Regions from separate parts of the Mus musculus genome. Here region 2 is linked to region 1. A link is a loop called in an ENCODE intact Hi-C map of the cell type or tissue named here. Cell type or tissue: heart. All regions are shown on one strand. Each heading gives the region's core, and the rest is flanking DNA. Links, peaks and the distances in the headings are about the cores only.

The links. A loop is a pair of places that touch in the nucleus more often than their neighbours do. Peaks named below come from ENCODE experiments on the same cell type or tissue, not always from the same donor. Only the 100,000 strongest peaks of a DNase experiment are listed, where the experiment ranks them.
Region 2: a loop joins it to region 1, with 2.2 times the contacts of the local background. A loop is called at or near these places in 4 of 42 quality-filtered maps.

The regions. Positions count from the first base shown.
Region 1 is chr17:46,167,394-46,173,393 of GRCm38, reverse strand. Gtpbp2 (GTP binding protein 2) reads right to left here. Exons shown (of 12, transcript NM_019581.3): 10 at 6,000; 11 at 5,504-5,668; 12 at 4,024-5,248. The coding sequence ends at 5,072. It overlaps Polh (polymerase (DNA directed), eta (RAD 30 related)), which reads left to right. Exons shown (of 11, transcript NM_030715.4): 11 at 298-2,039. The coding sequence ends at 1,141. Among named protein-coding and RNA genes, the nearest start is that of Gtpbp2, 9.4 kb to the right of the region's middle. In heart, for the core only: a CTCF peak has its summit at 2,645 (motif pointing right); DNase peaks (open chromatin) are centred at 4,423, 5,053 and 5,353; H3K27ac peaks cover 396 bases.
Region 2 is chr17:45,560,473-45,566,472 of GRCm38, reverse strand. Nfkbie (nuclear factor of kappa light polypeptide gene enhancer in B cells inhibitor, epsilon) reads right to left here. Exons shown (of 6, transcript NM_008690.4): 5 at 5,826-6,000; 6 at 3,304-4,471. The coding sequence ends at 4,406. It overlaps Slc35b2 (solute carrier family 35, member B2), which reads right to left and starts at 2,537. Exons shown (of 4, transcript NM_001357105.1): 1 at 2,405-2,537; 2 at 1,700-1,893; 3 at 1,394-1,548; 4 at 1-164. The coding sequence starts at 2,415. In heart, for the core only: a CTCF peak has its summit at 2,612; DNase peaks (open chromatin) are centred at 1,532, 2,522 and 3,012; H3K4me3 peaks cover 1,781 bases; H3K27ac peaks cover 1,406 bases.

The sequences.
Region 1 (6,000 bases), core at 617-5,616:
AAAAAAAAAAAATTGTTGCTCCACCCCTTAATTACAGCAACTTCTGCTAAATCATGGATTCTAAGTGGTCTAGCACTAGCAGTGAGAGAGAGTGCTCCCCCAACAAGCCAGGAACCTGCTAGAAACTCATTCTGTTATCCCAGCCTACTTTATATTAATATGATACACACTAATGGCTGTGAAATGCTGGAGTAAGAATAATTTCCTTTCATGATGGAACCAGAGTTGTGATTTATTGAATCTGAGCTCTTAAAACAGTGACTCAGTAACTTCCTTGCTGTGTTCCTTTGTACCCAGGTCCCCTCCTCTCACAATGCTCTTCCTCTGCGCTACCAAGTTCTCTGCGGCTGCCCCTCCAGCTTGCACGGATATCACTGCGTTCCTGAGTAGCGACTCAAGTTGTCAGCCAAAGGTGCCAATTGCCAGCTCTGAGACTAGGACCCAGGGGTCTGGCCCAGCTGTACCAACCTCTAAAGAGGCAGCCACATCTCTAGCGTCTTTTTTTCAAAAAGCTGCCAAAAAGCAGAGAATGAAAGAGACTTCCTTTGTACCTCTTAACACAGCCACAGAGAAGTTATCATCCAAGCCTTCACTTGTGTTCCAAAGCAGCCAAACCACAGGAAGTCAGTCTTTCTTTAAGCAGAAGAGCCTGCTGCTCCAGCACACACAGCTTAGTAACTCTGCGGCTCCTGACCCTCCACAGGCCAGCCCTGCAGCGCAACCAAGCTGTCTGCCAGCAGAGTGTGTAGACAGTGGTCCTGATGATGGAGCGGTGAAGCCAGTATCCTCTAAAGCAGTGTCTACAGAAATGAATGTGGCTGGGGACAGTCCAAACGTGCTCGATTCTCCAGCTTACAACTCTCAGGAGGTGACCCAAAGGGCCACTGAGGACCAAGTGCTCTGTGAGAAGTGTGACTCCCTGGTTCCAGTGTGGGACATGCCAGAACACACGGACTACCATTTTGCATTGGAGTTGCAGAAGTCTTTTTTGCAGCCTTGTACTTCAAAACCCCAGGCTATTCCTGCCGTGTCTCCTCAGGGCAAAAGAAATCCCAAGAGTCCCTCGGCTTCCAGTAGTAAGCGCCTTAGGCCCCATGGCATGCAGACGCTGGAATCGTTTTTTAAGCCACTGACACATTAGTGCTGCCTGGGGCATCAGGAGGGCTCTACTATTTTTTTTCTAACGGATGGAATCATGTTGACTGCTCAAGGGGAATATGACATTTCTAATACAAAGTTAGGGGTTTTTTCTTCCAATGGGACTCTGATCCTGTTGCTGATCAATGCTTTTCCTCTCTAGGGAGACAGAGTGTCATAAAAGGTATAAAGAACCTGGCAAGCTCACTTGCTTCCCTATAAACTAACTAAAGACTAAACAGGAGTATAACTCAAAAAAACTGTAAAAGAAAGGGGAAATGGGGCTGGAGATAGAGCTCACTTGTCTAGGACGGCATGTGCAAGGCCCCATGTTCACTTCCCAGTTCTGGAAGGAAAACGAGGACTATTAAGATGGGCAAGTGCAAACGGCCAAAGTAATGGATTTAGCAGTCTTTTTCAGCCATGCAGGCTTTTCTGATAAATTACATGACTTTGAATTATGTATGAAACCAGGTAGTAGGTTTAATGGATAGGAAAACAGCATAGATATTTTTTCCTACATAAATACAAATCAACTTTTTTTTTTTTTTTTTTTTTTTTTTGGTTTTTCGAGACAGAGTTTCTCTGTGTAGCTCTGGCTGTCCTGGAACTCACTTTGTAGACCAGGCTGGCCTCGAACTCAGAAATCCGCCTGCCTCTGCTGGGATTAAAGGCTCATCAACTTACTTATAAATTGGGTCTTTGAAAGATTTGAAATTCACCGCGTTTAGCCGGAAATTACCCTTTCCTTTGACTTTAGTGTGTAGCTTCTTCCCTGGCTAGATATGTAGTTTCTTAAAAGCAAGAACTCTTGCAGTGACTTACATGGAATATGTTCTTGATGTTGGTTGAATGTATGTATTAAATTAGCCACATTGAGACAATAAAAATGTACTCTTTGAGGCCTGGCTTGCATACTTTTACTACCCTAATGTTCTATTAATGTAAAAAAGTGCTTACCGGTGAGTTTCCTGACATTGGGTTGGGTAGGCTAGACTTGTCAGATCTAAGATCCTCGTACTGCATTTTCCTGTGCGCTGAGGTCTAGGTGCATGGTGCCTGTCCCACTGTCACCTATCTCTTAGCTGTTCTGACAGCCTAGGAGTTGTAAAGTAATAATGTTTGCAGGTGCTTTGGTACACGTTTGTAATCCCAACAGTTGCGAAAGGGGACTCAGTCTGGAGTTAAAATCATCCTTGGTGAGACAGCCCGGGCTACATGAGAGACCTAGATTAGGATGTAACCAGTGGGAGAGTACTTGCCTAGCGTGACTTTTAAAAAGAGAAACGTAACAAGCCAGATGTGACCGTGGTAATCCTAGAGTTCTGAAGATGGTGGCAGGCGAATATGGAATTAAATTCCAGGCCAGCTTGGGTAATACAATGAGGCCTTGTCTCCAAAGAGAGAAGCATTGTAGCAGAAACTCAGGTGTCTTAGACTTAGACACCTTAGAGATAAGTTGGAGGAGTCAGGTGGAGGATGGCTTATGCTTGTGGACCAGTAGAGGGCAGCGTTAGCAGTATGCCTTGTTCATTGGGCAGAGCTGCCCTATTGTACAGTTTATGGGACTAGTGCTCTAAACAGTGCTGAGAAAGTAGCATTGTGCTACAAGATGACCTCGCTTTCCTCAATGCTCAGAGCTCCTAATAAAAGTTTTACCCACAGGCTTCTTAATAATTAAGCCAATGGTATTCTCAGGATGGGGTTTCTCTGTGTCCTCACTGTCCCAGACTGGCCTTGAGTTCACAGAGATCTGCCTGCCTCTGCTTTAAGTGATGGGATTAAACATGCACCCTTAGGGCTGGAGGATGGCTCAGTGGTTAAGAGCACTGACTGCTCTTCCACGGAGGTCCTGAGTTGAATTCCCAGCAAACATATAGTGGCTCGCAACCGTCTGTAATGGGATCCAATGCCCTCTTTCTGGCGTCTGAAAAGAGCAATAGTGTACTCATATATATAAAATAAATCTTAAAAAACAAAAAGTGCACCTTTAATAAAAACTGTTTTTTTAAACCATACCAGATAATGGTGGCACATACCTCTAATCCTAACTAAACTGAGTTAAGGCTACATAGCCAAGAGCCTATGTCAAAGTACAAAAACAGGGCTTGGAGAGATAACTCATCGGTTGGTACCTAAAATTCAGAAAGGCCTAGATTCAGCCTTAGTGTGTATGGTTTTAAAGCAGACATGAGCCACGCCTGCAACCCCAGCATTTGAGAGGTGACCCGAGCTAAAGGTCATCCTCAATTACATGGTCAGCTAGAGCCGCCCACCTCAAAAAGGCTCTGCAGGCCGAATGCCATGTAGATTTGGGCCACGTGTATCATTTGTTTTGCTAGGATTAGTACTCAGGCCCTGTTTAATATGGGATAGCCAGAAAGCCTGGGACTAGAGCTCAGTCTGGTGTCTGCCTAGCACATACAATGCCCTGGATTCCAAAATGTATGATAGTCTGAACACAGAACTAGGAAGGACTGAGGACTAGCTAAAGTGGCCCTCGATACCTCAAGAATCTAGGCTATAAATGAGAAATGTGAGGGCTCCATGACCACCCACCTCTGGTACTCTGAGGAGAGGGTTCACCCACTTGCCGCTGACAGGCACACAATGTGGTATGTACAATGGCTAGCTATTTGAGCCGAAAAGGCCTTTTTACCTTATACTCTGCTCAAAGAATGATGCAAAACAAATCACAACACACATGATATGGCTCCTATGATACAACACTGAGCCTATGGGGGAGGGGACAAGAACAGCCAATGAGATGACAGATGACTTCTTTCCCAATTATTCAGAGGTCAATGGAAGGGTGTGACTTGCTTCTCTAATCTTGACAAGAATCTAGTCTTGAAGGTTGAACCTGTGTCTTAAGAATAAGCAGAGTGTCCAATAAAACATTTTTTATTCTGTACAATATATATGTGTATTTAAATATATATACATATATATCTATTATGCAGAGAATCTTCCAACAAATCCCTGAGTTCATGGGAACCCAGGAAGCTAACAAAGGGCAAGGCGGGCGTCCACACCTAGGATAGGAAACAGGACATCTTCCCCTTTCCTCCTGGGTCCCAGCAACAGAGGGAAGGGGGTGATCACTACAAATTACTAAAACAAGAAAAAGGTTTATGTAAGAGCAGGATTGGGGATGAGGATCCCAGGAGGCACAAACTGGGTCAGGTCCTATGGCTACCACACAATCTGAAAAAGCATGGAAGCCAACATAACTGTGGAAGGAGAGAAACTGACATGCAGCTGGCCTTTGGTGTGCCAAGCCCGAGCCTGGCAGCCCCACGCCTGAGCCAGCACCACAAATAGCACCAAGTGGGGCCTATGACAGGAGGGTCCGGGGAAGCGGCCCTTGAGAAAAGGAAATGAAGCAGGAATATGCATCGGGACTCAACCCAGGATAGGAGCACAGTCTGTCATGGTCTCTGTGCCATTGCTTCAGTCCCTGGGTCCACCAGGTGGGTAGAGCACTGTCTTTTATCCACAGTCAGGTAGAGCTAGGTAACTTACGTGGCCTTGAGAGGAGGTATAAAAAAAGAAGTGCTGACAAGGGCCACCTCAGTTGTTGACAATTCCTGAAGTGCAGAGATGACACTGGTGAGTCATGCCTGGTCCTGATAGTGGGCCAAGATGGCTGTGTTCTCCTCCCTCCAGCAGACAAGACCAGGCAGCTGCAGGGTTAATGACCCAACCAGGGGAGCACACAGCTGCTGAGCACTGCCCTGAACCGTCTTCTCCCTCAGGACTGCCCCTCCCTGGCCATACCAAACTTGACACCTCTCCAAGAACGTGGCAGGAAGCAAGCGGCAGCAGACACTCCTCTCCCTAGCCTATTAACACACAGAGCCGCCAACAGTGGGCAGCATGGCCGGAAGTCACCTCATGTATTGTAGGACAGCAGTAGAGCTGTTTGGATGACTCAGAAGCCCATGGTGGCCTGGGCCTCTCCTGCTGTGATGGCTTGTACATCCGTGACATGACCGATGCCTTTGGTCACACCCTCCCGGAACAGCAGTTTGGCGCCCACCTTCAGGTATTCTGGGTGTTTCAGGAAACGGAAACGCACCACTGCCTTCTCCCCTGTCCGCAGCTTGTCCTTCAGGAGAAAAGTGGTCACGGCCCAGGCAGGTGCCTCCCATCCCATCATTCTCTGCCAGCCTGGACTCCACCTGTGAGGGCCCCAGGTAGGCTGCTCCCCACCCCACAGGAAGGAGCCTTTGCTCCCGTTATGTGACCAGGGACTCTCAGCCAGATCTGGTGTTAGGCTTCCCTCCTCAGATGGAGTCAGAATACAGACTTCCCTGAAGAAGTGGGACCCGGTTGAAATGGGACCCGGCTGGGTCCCTCTCACCTTTGCGTGGATCTTTTCCACCACTGCTGTTTGACGTACGTTGCCCACATGTACTGTCACCTGGAATCCCCGCCGAAAGGTGGTGGCGTGGAACAGTAGGACTATCTCTGCCTCAAACACTGAGCAGATGGTGGGATTCATCTCGGGACTCACCATGACCATGCCCTGGGAAGGAACAGTTCAAGGTTCACAAAGGGCACACCTGCCATTAGACCCTTTCCAGCCACTCTAGACCCTTCAGAGCTCCTGAGTCCCCTTCTCTCCTACACACCTCCTAAGAAAGGCCTCCAAGAGGAGGGCACCGTGGGAATTTAAGGACCTGTGTTTTGAGCATCCTACGCTCTTTCAGTAGTCTATATAGCCAGGCCTATACTCCTAAGTTAGAGACTGTATTTCCTTGAATTTCTGCATCTTGTGAGACAGATAGATGCTTCTCACTCAGTAGACAGTCTTCTAGACACCTCGGTTCCCTCTCCAACCCACTTGTCCATCTCACC
Region 2 (6,000 bases), core at 523-5,522, 610 kb after region 1:
TTGCGCAGGACACAGTAGAGGCCTGCCACAACCAGCGCCAGCACACGGTTCATCAGCACCAGAAACTGGGAGTCTGTGAAATGCTCTCCTGGTGATGTGGCTGTGGCCCCGTAGCTGCCAGTCATCACTCTTTCCTGCAGTATGCCCCAAGTCAGATAGGACACCTGGAAGAGGGAGGGCAGAGAAGAGCGACAGTATAGAAGGAAAGGCAGAAGTCTGTTTCCTACTTCCTCAGAGTTGGTAGCATCAGATGTAACTGACACCATACTTTTGGTTCCTCTGAGGGAGGGGCCTTCTTTCCCAAGCTTTAGCTCATTTTATGGGGGAATCAAATGGAGTTGCAGACACCATGACATCTGCTTTAAGACCAAACACTGTCCTCTTTCATGATGCAAATCCATTAGAGCTGGCTCCACATACCATATAAAGAGTTTTATTTAGTTTGAACTAACTCAAAAAGAAACTGGGATGTTTGGAAGCTGGGGGTGGGGGTGGCTGGACACTTCAATTCAACATATATCTAAGGTGAGTTGGCTCCCACTCTGAATGCCCTGTGATAGCCTCACTCAAAGAAATCCTACTGACAAAATTTTGGAGAAAGCCAAGCATGGTGGTACACGCTGTCACCCCAGCTATTTGGAAGGAAGAAGCAGGAGGGTTGAAAGTTCAAGGCTTGCATTGGGTGGTGGTGGCACATGCCTTTAACCCACTCTGTCCAGCACTCTGGAGGCAGAGGCGTTTGGATTTGAGGCCAGCCTGGTATTGAGAGCAAGTTTCAGGACAGCCAGAGCCACTCAGAGAAACTGTGTCTGGAAAAACAGCGAAGAAAAAAAAGAAAGTTCAAGGCCTGTCTGAGCCTGTGAAACTCTGTCAAAACAGTGTGGTGGGTCATCAATCCTAGCACTTGTAGAGCAGGGGGATCTCTAAGCTGGAGACCAACCTGGTCTATATAGTGAGTTCTGGAGTAATTAGGGCTGCAGAGTGAGACCTTGTCTCAAAATAATAATGTGGGAAGCAGCTCTGGAGATATGTTTAGCCAGCAATTCCTCAAATTCACACTCAGATACAACATACAGACAGAGCAGAATATGGGCATAGGGAAAAAAAATACAACTCAGGCAGGCCTTCTTCCACACTGTAGAAGCCATTGCATGGGTGCGCGCGCGCGCGCGTGGACGTGCGCATGAACACATGCGTGTGTACAGTGAACTTTCATTTCAATACAGGTGTTGAAGGAAGCGCTGGAAGTTCACTTTCAGGACTGGGCTGTGTCCTGTAGGGACACAAACCAGACCCAAACTAACAAACCTTTGGGGTGGGCAGGGAAAATTTGGTTTAAGTCAGGGGCTGTCTGTACCCAGCTGGGGAAGAGAAGGGGAGCCTGTATTCTTACCTGGAGACCCGAGGCACAGAAGACCAGCTTCAGGACCTGCCAAGACGGGGTGGATTCCGCTGTCTCTGTCCGCGGAGCCAGGAGAACCTCATCAGGAGCCTTGGGCTCATTGCCAAACACACAGGCTTTCACCAGGGGGAAGCAGAGACCCCTGCCTGAAGAAGACACAGTCAAGGTCCACAACCTCTGCAGAGCAGCCAGCCCGATCCGGTGTCTGACTTACTGGCCTCCCTCCCGGCCCAAGTCCCGCTCTGCCAACACCTGCAACCAGACTTCCCTCATCTCCCCACCCTCTGGCCACATTACCTGTCTCCAGGTAGTTCTTCCGTCTTAAGTACTGCACCAGGAGGTAGCCAGGTACCATAAAGCTGGCATAGCCCGCTACATTCAACAAGAAGCGGAAGAGCCACAGCTGTGTCCAGGACTGCGGAGGGGCTTCGGGTGACTCTCCACCTGCTCCCAAGGAAGGGAGTGTGGCGAGTACCACTACTGCCCACCATCTGCTGGGACAGCCGAAGCAACGATTAGGTTTGCAGCTCTTCCGCCTCTCTGCCCTCCGGAGGGGACTGTACCAGGGAAGTGCCCAGTGGCCTCCCCGCCCCCTCCGCTGCAGCCCAGAGGGACGGACAAAGAGCCTCTCTCTCCCTCTCTCTCAGGGGGTCCGGCGCAGGCCAGGCAGAACCTCCTCCCTTCTCGGGGACGGCCCCGCCTGTCCAGCCACATAGGTCGCCTCTGTTCCCTTCAGCGCGCGGGCAGCTCAGGCCACAGGCAACCCCCACCCCCTTCCCTCTCCGAAGCGCCACTGTCCCTCATCCCCCTACGCGCGACAATCCCCGAAGCCCCGCGAGGAGCGTAGGCCACATGCCGCGTGCCCATCCACACGGGGCTCCCAACAGTGCCACGCGGATCTGCGGCTGGAGGACCCCCCACCCCGCCTCCGGAGCCCTGGGGTCTCGGTCACGTGGCCCCGGGGTCTCGGTCACGTGGGCCATGGCTGCCCGAGCCCCCCACCTGGCGTCCATGGCCCAGCCGCGTGGGGCGGAGGGGGGACCGGGGAATGTGAGTCCCCCGGGCCGCGCGCTCCCTCCGCTCCCTCTGCCGCCCGCTCCAGCAGCCAGCCAGTCAGCCAGCCAGCGGAAGTGCTGCGCTCTTCCCGCCTCCTCCCCGCCTCAGCCCCCTTCGCGACACTCCGGCCACAGCGACCCCACGCGGCCCGGAGGCAGACCAAGCCCGGTTCCCCTGGGGAACTCCAGTTGGGACTCCCTCCCTTTCCCAGCTTGCTTGGTCACAGCCATCAACCCAACCCAACCCAACCCACACAGAGTGATGATGACCATTGCCATCTAGTGGACTAGGATTTTGAGTATCTGAGACCCAGTACTTCCTCTTACATTACGGTTTTTTTGTTTTTTGTTTTGGTGTTTTTTTTTTTTTTTTTTCGAGACAGGGTTTCTCTGTGTAGCCCTGGATGTCCTGGAACTCACGCTGTATCCCAGGCTGGCCTCGAACTCCAGATCCTCCTGCCTCTGCCTCCTTCAGCAAATCCTACCGGCCTGCGCCACCAGAACCGGCGTTAGTTTTTAAACAATGATGTCTCTTCCTTTTTTGGCTGCATCAGTAATCATCCCCTTAGTACCTGTGATTGTGACCTTCTAGGCTCTGTATGACCTGGTGCGTCCTCCTCGCCCACTTGCCCAACCTTGTAGAGTCCTGTTGGCCTGTTTTCAGTTCCTTTAATTCATCGGAGGCCTTCCCCAATGCTGTCTTTCCCCTTGCTCATCCTAAATCGCAATTTCAACGACACCTGCTTGAAGCTTCCCAGAGGATGATCCTTCGCCCACTCCATTGTCCTCCTTCCTGCTAACGGTTTTCTTCCTTCCCAGTCACCCATTGCAACGTATAACCACATATTTAGTTGTTTATGCCTTTAATATCTGTCTCACTCACAGGATGCATTTGCTTAGTGCTTATAAGCGCTAAGCATCGGAAAGTATGTTGATTTATTTCTTCTCCTTCTTCGTGCATGACCTAGCAGGGCCCTCAGTGTGTGGAGTCTAAGGGGGTTGGGTGGGGGAGGAAAGTTGCAACTCTCTTGTGATCAATGTCCTCAAACTTCTCCAGGGACACGTGTGTGTCTCCATATTCTTCCTCCTCACTCTCCAGCCCTGGGCATTTCCACATGAAGGAGATGTGCCTGTGGTGGCAGGAACCACTTAGGTCTCCTACCATACCCAGCAAGGCCCTGTGCTTGCTCAGGGCTTGTTTCCTTCTCTCTGCCTTTACCCGAGAGTCAGGCCTGCCTATGCATACAACTGTAGAAGGGAAACGTTGTTGTTGTTGTTTTTTTTAAAGCCCCTCTCTTCCATTTTAGTGTCATATTAGAATAACTGCAAAGGTTCAGTTGGGAGCCTTATGTTTGAAGTCTTTAGATAACTTTGCGGTGGCCCGCTGCCACCAGACCTATAATCCCAGCTACTCAGGAGGCTGAGACAGGAAGTTCCCAGTTCAAAGATGACTGCCTGGGCTATAGAGTGAGTTCCAGGCCATCTCTGGCAACTCATTGAGATCCCATCACAACATAAAAAATGAAAAGAGGGCCGGGGACACAGCTCCATGATAGTAAGCTTGCCTACCGCTGGGGAGGCTCTAGGTTCACACCCCAGTGCCAAACACACTCACAAAGGTATTTTAGGTGAGACCCCTCGGGTCAGTTTGCTCATCCCCATTTTCCAGGTAGCTGGCAATTTCAGCCCATGCCATCTTCAACAGAAGCAAGGAGGCTTCCTTCAGGATACCAGTGGCTTCGAGGGTCTTTCAAGAATCTCCATCCAGGCCACTTGGGAAGTCCTTCCTTCCAGATCGGCTCTTCCTCGTCTGCAATCCTTCATCTCATTTTAGGACTATGCTAGCCCCAGGACCAGCATCAGCAGAGGGGCGACATTGCTTGGGTCCCAACTGCAGCAGCTGCGGATCCAGCTTCCAGGTGGGAAGCGGTGGGGACCCATCCGAGCTTCAGTCAGTACATAGCAGTGGTTTGCCGGAGATTTTCAGGTCATCGAAGGGCAAATAAGAAAGGAGCTGAGCGAGAGAGAGAGAGAGAGAGAGAGAGAGAGAGAGAGAGAGAAAACAGAGAGAAGCAGAGTTAATGCCCTAAGTGATGGCACCAGGGATGGCAGCAGGGACCTGGGCAAGCTGAAGGCCAGACAGTGAAAGACCTGGGCATGGCAGAGACCCGAAGATTAGACAAGATCTGAGATAAGCCATGCAGAATATCTGAGCTAGGAGTGACCTTACAGTAGATATAGTATGTCCATTGGCACTATGTATACACAGTGGCTGTTGTTGGGGTTAGGGTTGGGGTGTGGAAGGCTTTTGGATACTTTTGCTTGTTTTTTGAGTCAGGATCTCACTCTGTAGACCAGGCTGGCCTTAAACTCACAGAGATCAGCCTGGCTTTGCCTCTCAAGTGCTGGGATTAAAAGCATGTGCCAGCATATCTTGATGAATATATCTTTTTTTGTTTTTGTTTTTCGAGACAGGGTTTCTCTGTGTAGCCCTGGCTGTCCTGGAACTCACTCTGTAGTAGACCAGGCTGGCTTCGAACTCAGAGATCTACCTGCCTCTGCCTCCCAAGTGCTGGGATTAAAGGCGTGCGCCACCATTCTAATATGACACTAAAATGGAAGAGAGGGGCTATACAGAGAAACCCTGTCTCGAAAAACAAAAAACAAAAAACAAAAAACAAAACCCCAAAAACCAAAAAAACCAAAAAACAAAAAAGAATAAATCTTAAACAAAAAATTTTTAAAAAAGTCTAAGACCTGAAAACCCCGGGTATTTATATGCTGAAGACATTTGCTTCAAGACACGTGCAACGTGTGTGGAGGTGTTGCTCCTCCTGTCCTCCCTCCCGGGCCTCACTATGGCATTGTCTTCAGTCTGGTTAGCTTCACAGAGTCACTCCTGTTGGAGTCCATGTTTGGGCTCCTTGGGCTTAACCAGCCTAGGGAACTGGTTGTAGGCTGGGGGGGGGGGCGGGGGGCGGCAAATACAGCCCAATATGTCACAGTTGGTAAAAAAAAAAAAAAAAAGTAGTTCTGTTCTACCCCCAGCAGTTTTAGGGGGTTGAGGGAACTCATGTAGCTTAGGCTGGCCTTGAACTTGCTATGTAGATGAAGAAGACCTTCAGTTTTGATCCTTTCCCTCCATTTCCTAAGTGCTTAAATAACAGGCATGCACCACTATACATGTGGTGCTGGGTGTTGAACCCAGCACCTCTTACATGCTAGGTAAGCACTCTGTCAACCAAGTTAGACCCTCCAGCCTGACTCCGGCACTGTTAACTGGTGAGCATCCTTTGCCTAATGCATGTGCCTAACTCTGTTATGGGTGAGAGGCTCTGCAAGGCAGATGGTGCGGGTGCGTCTCTTACGTCCTCAGCCAGGTCCTGGGGTGTCTCATCTTCTACATTCAGCAGCAGAGAGTCGGCACCGGCCTCACACAGAGTGGATGAGATGCTGTTGAGGCCCCGGCCAGCTGCCAGGTGTAAAGGTGTGCACCCGTTAAGCATGCGGGCATCTACCCGGGCACCGGCCTGGAGCAGAAAC